Regions from separate parts of the Homo sapiens genome. Here all the other regions are linked to region 2. Evidence: chromatin contacts called from ENCODE Hi-C or POLR2A ChIA-PET data. All regions are on one chromosome and are shown on one strand. The core of a region is the stretch at or near the end of the contact, and the rest is flanking DNA. Distances in the headings are between cores, read along the strand shown.

The links. A loop is a pair of places that touch in the nucleus more often than their neighbours do. ChIA-PET counts read pairs that join two places held with the same protein, here RNA polymerase II (POLR2A). Pooled maps may share reads with other maps.
Region 1: a pooled map shows a loop between it and region 2 (3-fold over the local background). The contact joins the enhancer-like site here to the promoter of PHACTR2-AS1 in region 2. A Hi-C loop is called at or near these places in 8 of 37 single-sample maps with no recorded cell type and 2 of 50 pooled maps. POLR2A ChIA-PET finds 5 or more read pairs at or near these places in 1 of 52 experiments (H1).
Region 3: a pooled map shows a loop between it and region 2 (2.8-fold over the local background). The contact joins the enhancer-like site here to the promoter of PHACTR2-AS1 in region 2. A Hi-C loop is called at or near these places in 8 of 37 single-sample maps with no recorded cell type and 2 of 50 pooled maps. POLR2A ChIA-PET finds 5 or more read pairs at or near these places in 1 of 52 experiments (HCT116).
Region 4: a pooled map shows a loop between it and region 2 (5-fold over the local background). The contact joins the enhancer-like site here to the promoter of PHACTR2-AS1 in region 2. A Hi-C loop is called at or near these places in 2 of 37 single-sample maps with no recorded cell type and 6 of 50 pooled maps.

The regions. Positions count from the first base shown.
Region 1 is chr6:144,332,694-144,335,711 of GRCh38, reverse strand. All of the region lies in intron 2 of UTRN (utrophin), which reads right to left. Among named protein-coding and RNA genes, the nearest start is that of UTRN, 49 kb to the right of the region's middle. Within about 2 kb of position 1,336, at least 15 of the 41 ENCODE cell types and tissues checked have a DNase peak (open chromatin) inside an H3K27ac peak, as active enhancers do.
Region 2 is chr6:143,567,465-143,570,655 of GRCh38, reverse strand. PHACTR2-AS1 (PHACTR2 antisense RNA 1) reads left to right here and starts at 1,317. Exons shown (of 3, transcript NR_027113.2): 1 at 1,317-1,796. It also overlaps a transcript of PHACTR2 not described here.
Region 3 is chr6:144,352,441-144,355,620 of GRCh38, reverse strand. All of the region lies in intron 2 of UTRN (utrophin), which reads right to left. Among named protein-coding and RNA genes, the nearest start is that of SNORA98, 52 kb to the left of the region's middle. RefSeq lists an enhancer at 1,184-1,273. Within about 2 kb of position 1,705, at least 6 of the 41 ENCODE cell types and tissues checked have a DNase peak (open chromatin) inside an H3K27ac peak, as active enhancers do.
Region 4 is chr6:142,691,447-142,694,476 of GRCh38, reverse strand. No RefSeq gene overlaps it. Among named protein-coding and RNA genes, the nearest start is that of HIVEP2, 250 kb to the left of the region's middle. Within about 2 kb of position 1,401, at least 2 of the 41 ENCODE cell types and tissues checked have a DNase peak (open chromatin) inside an H3K27ac peak, as active enhancers do.

The DNA of each region.
Region 1 (3,018 bases), core at 87-2,586, 770 kb before region 2:
GAGATTCAGCAGTGGGTTCACAGTGCCAGAGTTCCTGGAAAGAGCATTTGAGAGAGCCAGGCAGCTGATAGGTTTAAGCAGTGCCTACTCTGTTCCATGCAGTACAGCAGTGAAAGAGCCGGTTCCCAGGCCAGGCAAGGCAAGTGCTATAGATGGAGAGTTGAGGGACCTGCCATATCATTGCCTCAGGAATCGGGTTCAACTACGGAGGCAGGTCAGAGCATGCCAAAAAGGGGAAAGGAGAAGTCAGAGGCTGAGGAAACAGGTGGGAGTGAGTGCTGCAGAGGCAAGACAGGCACAAACAACCTGTTATTAAAATGCTCTACAGAGTTGCAAAGGAGCGGGTGGCAGATGGGAGGAGGGAACTCAGAAACAATGTCAGAAGGTACAAAGGAGAAAGGGCGATCCAGAAATAAGACAAGAACAAAGCTGGGCTCTCTTATTCCAGGACAGTGGTCAACAAGCCATTCCTGAGTTTGCAAGTCAGGACCACTTATGTGCCATTTCACATTAAACTTCACTTTCCATGAAATTTTTCTCTGCCAGAGAATGTCCAGTAGTAAATCTGTCTATCTATAAAAGTATAAATAAATTAAACATGGCAAAGTTGGTTTTAAATAAGGAATGTTAGACTACCGTAACTTTCTGGAGGTTGTCAATGAACTATAGTACTGGAACTACGGATGTTCCTACTTGATCATCAGGATATAATTTGGTCTGTATTCACTTTTAGAGATCTCTGAACTTCAAAGTTCGTTCAATTTATTTTCACTGATGCCTTCAAAATTCTTAAAAGTTAAGTTGTGTCAATATTTCAACTCTCACTTGAAAAATGAGGTTATTGAGGTTTCAGGACACAAAGTAAAACACCAAATTCGTGCTGTGAGTGGATTTAAACCTCAGGGCCAGCTCCCAGCTATTGAGCCGTTCCTTCAGCCATAGCATGCATCTTGCAAAGCAGCTCCCTGGCTTTCGAGAGCATTGCCTGAACCAACATGAAGCCTAGAGATGTCAAAGTTATGTTTATGAAAGTAAATGATACTATGCAATACCTCCTGTCTTCCTCAGTCATAGCCAAACAGCAAATGAAGCCAAGAGGAAATACATGTTCCTCAATAGCAGTAAGGTTCCAGGTATCAGGTGGCGGCAGCAGCTGCTGAAAGCCTGTTCCACTTCACCCCTCCCCTAGAACCCCAAACTCGGGCACAAACCCACGCCTCAAACTCTTGAGGCTGCCCGGATTATGAGTCTTTCGGCGACAGATGACAGAGTGACGCAACACTACCACTCCCGGGGGCGCTAAAATCATAGCCTTGACGGAACAGGAAGGTGGTTACTCTTCACAGAAGCTACTAATCTGCTGCCCCCACCCTGCCTCACCACCCCCACCCCCCCCAAACACACACCGGAAAGAGGGAGGAGGAAAAGGAAATGAAAGCAAGTGACTCTAGGGTCTGGATTTCATATGCAAGAATAGCCAGCAACAGGTGCAGCATTCCGGTGAAATTAAGACACTCAAAGCACCATTTGCCTCCACAGCATAAAGAGCCCAGGCACAGAAACCCAACATTAGGCAATGATGTCAGAAGTGCAAATCATCATCATTCTCTAGCCAGCAGCAATTTTGTAGGGAAAAAAATAAAAGGGCATTTGTCTGTTGATACATAATTTCTTTTAATTTAGGAGTCCTCTCTTAAAATAGTTTGAAAATAATCTTAGCATCGATCATCAATGTACTTTTTTAATACCTAGTGACTATCACAGTGCCTAGCACATAGTAGGTGGGTGGATAAATATTTACTGAACGAATGAATAAAATGAGATATTTACTGAACGAATGAATAAAATGAGAGGTAAACAAAAAATTTTCTTCACAAATAAAGATAACCAAAATCTACACTAGTATATAAGTGTATCTTTTTCCCCATTTCTCCAAGAACAGAACAAAAGGTTGGAATCAGTAGCCAAGGACACTGGCTTCATCATGTTGTTGATGAACACATCAGGAGATGCAAACCGTCCACCCCTGGCTGAAACTGAGAAGCCCGATCTGCCACCCCTTGGGTGATCTATGCAGGGAATTCTCATCTGCAGAAGATCCAATGGGAAAAACAATCACAATCATTTAAGCAATCCACCTTTAGATTTTCCTTTCTTTCAATGTGCCATTTCACATAACATTTTTTTTACCTGGCATTATAAGAGAATTTACAAGATAAGTGTTGCTGTATGATCTTCTTCAACATGACAGAAATCATCAACTCATAATATGTTATGGAAAATGTCTTATACTGTGTGTGACATGCTATATGAAAAATCTGAATGTGAATAAGACGGTATAGAAATGAAGCTATTTTATGGGCTCTAAAAACTGACAGAATCAGTAGAGAACAAAGAGCAATAAAAATGAGCCCATCAATGGGAGAAGGTCTGTTATGGGAAGACTGTATTGAATTAAAAGGTTAATATCAGGCTGAGCTCAGTGGCTCATACCTGTAATCCCAGCACTTTGGGAGGCCGAGGTGGGTGGATCACCTGAGGTCAGGAGTTCGAGACAGGCCTGGCCAACATGACAAAACCCCATCTCTACTAAAAATACAAATACGAAAATTAGCCACGTGTGGTGGTGGGAGCCTGTAATCCCAGCTACTTGGGAGACTAAGGCAGGAGAATTGGCTGGAATCCGGGAAGTGGAGGTTGCAGTGAGCCAAGATCGCACCACTGCACTCCAGCCTGAGTGACAGAATGAGACTCCATCTCAAATAAATAAATAAATAAATAAATAAATAAATAAATAAATAAATAAAAGGTTAATATCAGCATGAGAACATTACTGATTACGTAAGTTGAAAGGTTTCAGTAAGTTAAAAATAATGATATTAATTATAAGAATAAAGTGTTCAAAGCACAGATAAGAGTAAATCACCAAAATTATCAGGTTTTAGAGAACTGAGAATATACATAAAAAATAGTGTCATAAATAACTTTACAAAATTACTATTAAAAACGGTTTGACTT
Region 2 (3,191 bases), core at 68-2,567:
GAGCAAGCGGGGAGAGGGAGAGCCCCAGGAGAGTGGGGAGGGGCCTGCCACACCTGGGGTGAGTTGCCAGTCACCTCATCAGGACCAGCTCTGGGAGCTGAACTGAAAAGGCACAAAACTGCCAATCGATAGAAAGCTATTGATAGAACATTTTCATGGCTGTATTTGAAATGCAGTCGATGTCACCCCCCAAAAACAATAATATTTACTTCCATGTCACTGGCAAGTGTGTTACTCCTCATCTCACATTTTAATCTCCAGCACAGTGAGAGAAGCCGAAGTACAAACCCTGCATAAGATGACTGTGAGTACAAAGACATTTGTGATTAGGGCCAGCGGGTGGCTGAATGGAAAAACAAATGGGGCTTCACCTGTGACTCAGACCAACAGCAACCTCGTTTTTTAATATCAGCAAAGCAAATCATTATTTCTAAAAATGTCATGCACACATTTTAAATTCTTAAATGTTATGATGCCACGAATGCTGATCTTTGGTTAAATCTGATTTGAGCCTAACACACTTAAGGGAAACAGAATCTCTTAAGAGCAGAGAATAAGGAGAAAAACAATGAAATTGACCTCAAAGGATTGGACTGGGACTTTTATTATTTAGGTTCCTAGATTTAAACATTTTTTATAGTAATGTTTACTCATTCAAAAACATCTACTGAATCGAATTCTGTGAACTGGTTGTCAAAAATGAAAATCTCCTGGTCTGGTGGAGATTTCTTTAAGACATTCCACCATATAACTTATCACACGCAGCACTTCCCAAATCTTCAGTCATTTGAATAGCATTTCTCAGACTTTTGCCATATCTGCACATCAATTATACTTTTATCTGCTGGATATTTCTCCTTAAGTCACTTCATTTTCTCCAATGTTATTGTAAAAGAAGCATTTATGCAACCACTAAGAATGGGAAAGACACATCACTTGCCATAAGTGGAAAAGAATTATACATGTAAATATTTAAAAAACAGGTATGTCTATCTATATTCCACATAAAAATATCCTACATACCACCAGTGGTATGTAGGCCACAGTTTGGAAAATATGGCAATATAATCTAAATAATATAAATACATCAAAATTTTCAGGATGTACTCCCCACATACAAGAAAGGTTTAAAATCAGAGAACAGACTGAGGCCATTTTAGAGATGGAATGTGTAGTCAGAATAAACACAATTGTGCCACTGTCACAAATAATCCCCAGATATCATTGGCTTGACATCACAAAAATGGATTTCTCAATTACATAAAGTCCATTGTGGGCCACATGATTCTCCAAGGAGACTGTTGCCATGGTGACTCAGAGTTGAGGCCAATGGCGGCTCCACCATCCTGTGGCTATGATTCCTGAACTTGTGGTCTCCTCAGTTGATGAGGTGAAGAAAGAAAGCCTGGAGAATTATGCACGAGCTTCTCACTGTCTCAGCCCACAAGTAACACACCTCTTTCCCTCACAGCCCACACTGGCTGGAACCAATCACATAGCCCTGCCTAACTGCAAGGGAGGCCAGAAAGTGCAACACTTTCTCATGGTCACGGGTGAGCACGAAACATCTCTCCAAATATGGGTTGGGAAGATTAAGAGACTAGTCCAGAAGAAAACAGTCTCCAGGGAGAAATATATCTGGGAATAGGAATCGAGAAAGCAACCAAGAGAGCAGAACTGAGTGGATGAGAGGAACTGTCAGACCACATCTGCAGCTCTGATTAGTCAAATCCGAAATGTGCCTGTTGATCTACTATTCCGTGGAAATACTGGAATCACCAGCTCAATAATAAGAGGAAAGTAAATAATACCATACTTGCGTGGATAATTCCCCTCTGCTCATACCTTCATTCAGGTCAACATAGATCTATCATACTCCTACAGTGTATAAGGGACGTGCTAAGCTTGAAGTACATTCATTCTAAAAATCAAAATACAAAGGCATGGGAAGACTAAGAAAATTTCATAAACCTTCATTAAATTATCAGAAATACCTGGGATTCTCAGCTCCATTTATAAAGAAACCAGAGTTACAGTTCTTCCATTACTGATTGCTTTCTGGATTGAATATTTGAACTCTGCTTTAGTGATTCCTCTTGCTTATATGTGGGAGGAAGACCCCCTACCCTGAGCCAGCAGCTGGAGCACAGCCTGAACACACAGGTTCTCCCTCCTTAAGTGTTGGGCTCTAGATTCAAGGTTTGAGTACCATAGCCTTGATCAGCAGAGAGAACTAACTACCTAGTTTCTACAGCTTTGCTTACTGCCTCTAAAGATAGACATTAACACCTTATTTTTGAATATTAATTTAGAGTTTACAAGGGCCCTATAACCTTAATTCATCTCATCTCTGTAACAGTCCTGTGAAGTAAGAATTATGGTACCCATTTCATGGAGGAGAAAACTCAGGGAACTCAGGGGACAATCCTTTGGTGGTATCTCTAGTTGGTGGCAAAACCAGGTCTGGGATTCTGTTCCCTTAACTCTTGAGTGTCACTACTCAGTGGTTTTGTTTTCCAAGGAAGAAGGCCTGGATATTATGGATTTTTTTAAAAAAATCAAGGTAAAGGAAAATATGTAACAACAGAAAATAAGTGTTTATAATATCATGGTGAATTTAGAAAGGGTAAAATTGCGTATGTGATTATAATTATGTGAAAAGATGCATAGCGACTATACCAAAATTCTCTCCAGGGCATGACAGAGTCGTGGGAATCGCTGGAACGTTTCTAGAGGTAAAGTTTGACGCTCAATGCTTCAATTGCTTCTGTTTTTAAAACCCCTTCTCTTCTCTCCCAAATCTCAGAGCATACTTTAAACCTCGATACATCTAAGGATTACACAGACAGGTCAAAAGTTTCACAGAGCAAACAACACAGAGGGAAGTTCATTCCTCAACTCAGTACCCCAGTGTAGGGAAGGTTCTAGCTGATGCAGACTGGCATTTCAAAATCAAAGATAGGGGGCGGTGGCTCACGCCTGTAATCCCAGCACTTTGAGAGGCAGAGGTAGGTGGATCACCTGAGGTCAGGAGATCGAGACCAGCCTGACCAATATGGTGAAACCCTGTCTCTATTAAAAATACAAAAATTCACCAGGCGCGGCGGCGTGTGCCTGTAGTTCCAGCTACGCAGGAGGCTCAGACAGAAGAATCACTTGAATCCAGGAGGTGGAGGTTGCAGTGAGCTGAG
Region 3 (3,180 bases), core at 456-2,955, 780 kb before region 2:
ATATAAATAATAAAGATACAGTTTATTTTCTTGGGCAAGAAAATAAAAAAGCTATTTTTGTATATCCATATTAAATTTTAGGTTTCACATAATGTTGATTTACAAAACAATAAGAAAAAATGGGCCAGGCATGGTGGCTAACGCCTATAGTCCCAGCACTTTGGGAAGCAGAGGCAGGTATATCACTTGAGCCCAGGAGTTCAAGACCAACCTGAGAAGCATAGGGAGTCCCCATCTCTACCAAAAATACAAAAACTAGTGGGACATGGTGGTGCATGCCTTTAGTCCCTGCTACTCTGGAGGCTGAGGTAGGAGGATCCCTTGAGCCCAGGTTGCAGTGAGCCGAGATTGGACCACTACACTCCAGCCAAGGTGACAGAGACTCTGTCTCAAAAAAAAGAAAGAAATGAAAAATGTTCGAAAATCCTTCAAGCGGCTTTTGATCACATTGCTGGATTTGGATTCCATAGGCATACCTGCTTTCCACACATTTTTTAACAGGAATTATATCTCATTCACCGAACAACAACAAAAAAATTACCAGAATTCTACCTCATTCACTGAACTACAACAAAAAATCTGAGCAACTAAAAAACGTGCCAGGAGCTAGGGAAGGTTTAAAGATTCAAAGACAAGAACAGGACTTTCTTCAGGCTCATGGTCTAAAGGAGAGGTTCTCAAACATACACAATGACCACCTGAAGAGATTATTAAAAGATAAGTTCCACCTATCTTTCAACACCGTGCAGAGATAGACCTCGTTTTCAAAAACACTGATGGGTAACATCCATCATGAATGTTGTGACAGATGAAGACATCTTAGAATCTCTGAATTTAATCCAAGCAGGGAAGGAGAAAGCAGAGAAGAGGGGCACCCAACCCACACTTGGAAGTCAGCAGAGAATTCCTAGAGAAGGTGTCCTTGACCGACCATAGGAGTGAATGGCTGATGATCTAAGGGCAGCATGAACCATGAGGACAGGCCCGGCATCCAGCAGAGAACTGCTCAATACCAAGAACATTTACCCTGCTTCTGAAAGTCACTGGACACTGGCTCCAAAGTACCAATTAGAGCACTGGAAACTGCCTAACTCGGGCCACTACCCAGCCAGAGAAAGGGGCTTTGTTTTAATCCAGTTGGGTCCAACAAAATATGAAAACAGGATTCTAGAACGTGGTTGGATGCTGCAGCACAGAAAACCAGACTACCTGCCTTAACTTGCATTGTCCTTTCGGTGGAAGAACTTTTTCACTTGCTAATTATTTCTCCAATGTTAGTCTACTTGAGTAGCAAAATACAGCTTCCTACTGACGCAGGGGGCAGAGCTTTGAGACTTTTTTGTTCTGCCCTTTATTTTTTCATCTCCTCTGCAATCAGCCTGTCAACAAGCATATCGTTATTGTCAGGGTGTCAGTTTATAGCAGCATTCACACCCACTGCCTTTCTCATTTACTGCTTTAGATCTAGAAACCGATACCCAAGTGTGAAAACAGTTGCAAAATGAGAATCTAAGGCTCTTCACTGATGTGCCTGCACTGCACAGGTGAGGACACAAGTGTCCATCATCATCTCTGCAAGGCATATGCAGTGGTTCTAGGCTGCCAGTAAGTAGAATCCTTAAGTTTAAAACCAACTTTAAAACATCCCAGCACCTTCACAACAACGACCGCAGCACCCAGCAAACCACAGTTGCTCAATAAATGTTCACTGAGTCATTTATTTTTGGCTCCTTGGTTTTTTTGTTTTTGTTTTTGTGTGTGTTTGTTTGTTTGTTTTAGACAGTCTCGCTCTGTTGCCCAGGCTGGAGTTTAATGGCAGTATCTCAGCTCATTGCAACCTCCGACTCCCAGGTTCAAGCGATTCTCGTCCCTCAGCCTCCCAAGTAGTTGAGATTACAGGCACTCACCACCACACCCAGCTAATTTTTGTATTTTTAGTAGAGACAGGGTTTTGCCATGTTGGCCAGGCTGGTTACTGTTTTCTTATTTCTAATTCCTAGTCATGTGTGGCATAGTTGAAGCTGACAGAAACATGAGCACTGCAGTAATTAGGAAACATAAATAGCCAGGCACAGTGGCTCACGCCTGTTATCCCAGCACTTTGGGAGGCCAAGGCAGAAGGATTACTTGGGCCCAGAAGTTCAAGACCCTAACCTGGGAATAGTGAGACCTTGTTTCTATTTAAAAAAAAAAAAAAAAATCAGAAGGGCCGGGCACGTTGGTTCACGCCTAAAATCCCAGCACTTTGGGAGGCAGAGGCAGGTGGACCACAAGGTCAGGAGATCAAGACGTTCCTGGCTAACACGGTGAAACCCCATCTCTACTAAAAATACAAAAAATTAGCCAGGCATGGTAGCATGCGCCTGTAGTCCCAGCTACTCGGGAGGCTGAGGTAAGGGAATCGCTTGAACCTGGGAAGGGGAGGTTGCAGTGAGCTGAGATCGCACCACTGCACTCCAGCCTGGGCAACAGAGCGAGACTCTTACCCAAATAAAAAAAAAATCCGAAAAATGAGCTGAGCGTGGTGGCACATGCCTGTAATCCCAGCTACTCAGGAGGCTGAGGTGGGAGGACTGCTTGACCCCCGGAGATCGAGGCTACAGTGAACCTAGCTCATGCCATTACACTCTAGCTTGGTTGACAGAGCAAGACCCTGTCTCAAAGAAAAAAAGAAAAAGAAGAAGAAGAAACATAAATAGATGAGAAAATTTAGAAAACTACTGGAAAATCAATGCTGACAGTCTTCCTAACACAAACCCAATATGATAAAAATGATTCATTATAAAACACCAGGCAAATATTATTTACTGAATAACTTCCCAAATTATGGGAAATAAATGTCAATACTTTATTTCAGTAATCAAGACATAGATTTACCTTGAACGACCTTTTATTTTTATTTAGATTTGATTACTCAGAAATGTTGCAGCGTAAGGCCTAGTAACAAATTCAGCAAATATACAGAATGCAATCTCAAGGACTTTTTAAAAGAATAGTGCACACTTCACTTAGTCACCAAATAAATTTTCATCATAAAACATAAGATTCTCCTTGCAACAGCAGGAGAAATGCATAGGAGGGAGGCAGACAGATATGACATGTCCCGTGGGACATGAAAAGGGAAATGAGAACTATTGCCTCAACCAACTTGCAAAATGTCCATAACCTCCCTCTTTAAAT
Region 4 (3,030 bases), core at 152-2,651, 880 kb after region 2:
GAGCCGTGTCATAAAATATTTCACACGATATGTATGACAAGAAGCCTGAAGAAGCTATGAATTTCCAGATTGATGTGAAAGAAATCCACTCTGTACCTTGTGCCACACAAACATTTAAGTCAATCATTATTGAGCATCAACTGGGTGTATTCTAGCCCCGGGTTTTATCTTTTTTTTTTAACCTTCCTTGTGGTTGCTTTGTCATATTCTTTTTCTTTTATAAGAAGCACTGTTTGGTAATAGCCACAAGAATTGTGGGGGTGGGGAGACCATTTTTACTAAGAGATAGGGTTGTATCCTGCATAGGCAACATAAGGAATGGTAGCAATTTTTTTAAGAGGCTACACATGTGGAAAGGCCTCCCATTGCTTTATCCTCTCCACTGGATCTCTCCTGTATTCCTTCTGCCTTCCTGTTATTCCTTGCCAAAAGAAATGTTTTTCTGTCATTCTTTGAAGCCATTTTAATTTTGTTCTGGAGTGGGCTCCAATTTGTTTAAGTGTGGGATTGCACGTTGATACAAATAATTACAACTGTTAAAGTTTGAAATAGAGCCCTATTAGGGAAAAACTACAGTTAAAATAAAAGCTTTCATCAGGACAAAAGCTTTTAGGAGGTGGAAGACCCATATGACACTGAAAATTTCATAGTAATTGCCAAAATGCATTTACGAGTTGCTTGTTGCCAACACTTGGTGGGCACTGTGCATAACAGTGATAAACCTCATGGATTTAGCAAGTTAGCGCCACTAGACACTCTCTAAAACACAGCCACAGCGCCAGTATTGGGTTCCAGTGGACAAAGAAAAAGCCTTCTCAAGGGAATGAAACATTCATTTTTCTAATTATTCCCCAGGCCAAAGGTTGAGTGAGTAACTTCCCAGGAAATCCACAAGCCTCAGCTCTGGACTCTTCATCCTCACGCCACTCACTCAGCTACTCTCTGTTTGCAGTAAAAGAACAGAATGGAGCAAGAGTTTTTTAAAATTAGATTATAAAAGACCAAGCTCTGCTGAAATATTGGAGAGGTGGGGATCTGAAGGGAGGGGTGATGTGTCAAAGACTTTCAAGGCTGTATGACCTGATGGAAGATGAAACACAGGAGAAATGAGAGCAGGGATATTGACCAAGGGCCCTCTGATCTGCCGTTGTATTTAAAGCAATGATTCTCCCTCCTTCCCTGGGACCCCTGGGGGTAGATCATCTGAATGCTTGTCTCTTAGGGAAATGGTATGGGGTGGAAAGCGGCGAACGCAGCAAGGGTTCAGGAAATGCCTGGCTTGTGAGTGGAGGAGAGGATTCTAGCAACTCTTCATGCTTCCAAGTGATGTCATTGGGAAACCAATCCTGGAGAAAGGGGGCCGTCGCTGATAAAAATCACTGTGGAGAAGATGGCCTAGAAGATCCCGAATCTTAGTCCTCATGCGCCCCCTCGTGTAGGATGTGGGGTAGTGCCTTGGTTGCTGGGTGGTGAAAAATCTGTCATTCTCAAGGGACCACCGTTGGAGAAAAAGGGACGTTGAGGGGGAAATGCATGAGAAATAGAATAAAGTTAAGTAATGAGTTAATTTTGCAGTTGTGACAATTGTAGGCTACAAATTAATAGTTGATTTAAAAAAGCAAGTAGCTTTGAAAGCCCAGGACTAAAATGCGAAGAAACTGAGCAGAATCGCCACTGTGTAGACCAGAGCTTCTCAAACTTCAATGTGCATATGAATAATCATCCTGGGAGCTTGTTAAAAATCTAGATTTTTTATTTACTAGTTCTGGACGGGGCCCTCGATTCTGTACCTTTAACAAGCTCCCAAGTGGTGTAGAGGATGCTGGTCCGTGGACCACACTTTGATAACACTTGCAATAGTGTGCAGGACTGACCTGTCCCCTCAGATAAGCCTGTTTGTATTGGAGGGTTCTGAAGTTCAGCTAGAACTTCTATCTCCACCAGATCTCCCAGGATCCCTGCTAGCACACTATACAGTAATTCCTTCATTTATTGGTAGTGCGGTAAATTTGTCAGCTCAAAGATAATTACCTTTTATTTCCTGAACTTAAGTAGCATTTACCAATAGCACTTACTGTTTGTAATGTTGAATTGTTAATTGCTATATATTACCTTGTGATTTCAAGAGTTTATTTTGTTTTTGCAATGAAGTGGTCCTGCATAGTTTAGGGTGTTTAAGAGACAATTACAGAATTAGTTGATTGGCTTCTACTATAAGCTTTGATTTGAAAAAATTACAAATCTTTCTCCTAAGTGTGAATTTTGAATTTGAGGTGGCAGAGGGAGGAAGGGTTAGGTGTCTGAAGAAAGTGAAGAGAGGATGTCTAGGGATAATTTGGACATCTTGTAGCATTCAAGATAAATATATTCAAAGTTTTACCTAAGGCTTTTCTTAGAGTTAGATGTCTTGTTTTGAATTCGACTTAGGTTCACACTTAAAGTTACTCTATGTAAAAATGTTCAGACATCCTGAGCAGACATAGAACAACAACAAATGGATTTGATAACAGAATACAAGATAGAATTAAAGATAAAGTCCTTATGTGCTTTGAAGAAATAAAAGATGAGATTTCAAGTCAAGGAAAATAGATTGTACACCTAGTGACAAGACCTCTTTATTTTCATTTTGAAAGATCACAGAGTGACTACAATATGAAAAGATTGTGTGTAGGCTATCATTTCATGCTTGAGAAACAAATAGATGAAGATCATTTCATGTACCACTGGGCTGGGTGTTTAGAGACAAATGTGTTTCTTACCTGCTAGTGTAGACCAGTGAGCAGCAGGAAAGGATATACATTCCCAGCCATGGGCAATCCTTTATCCGCATGTGTGGCCAAGGATTTTTCATACTGTCTTACATTGGCTGGGAAAGTTGACTTCTGAGTTCCCTGACAAATCTGAGATTCTATGACTTTATTAATCATAACTATTAATAACTACAGGTTATATGTTAATAGTTATAGTGGTTATAATTATTAGTTATAATTATTATTTTGTGCAATAGATTCTCAGAATCTGAAGCACCAT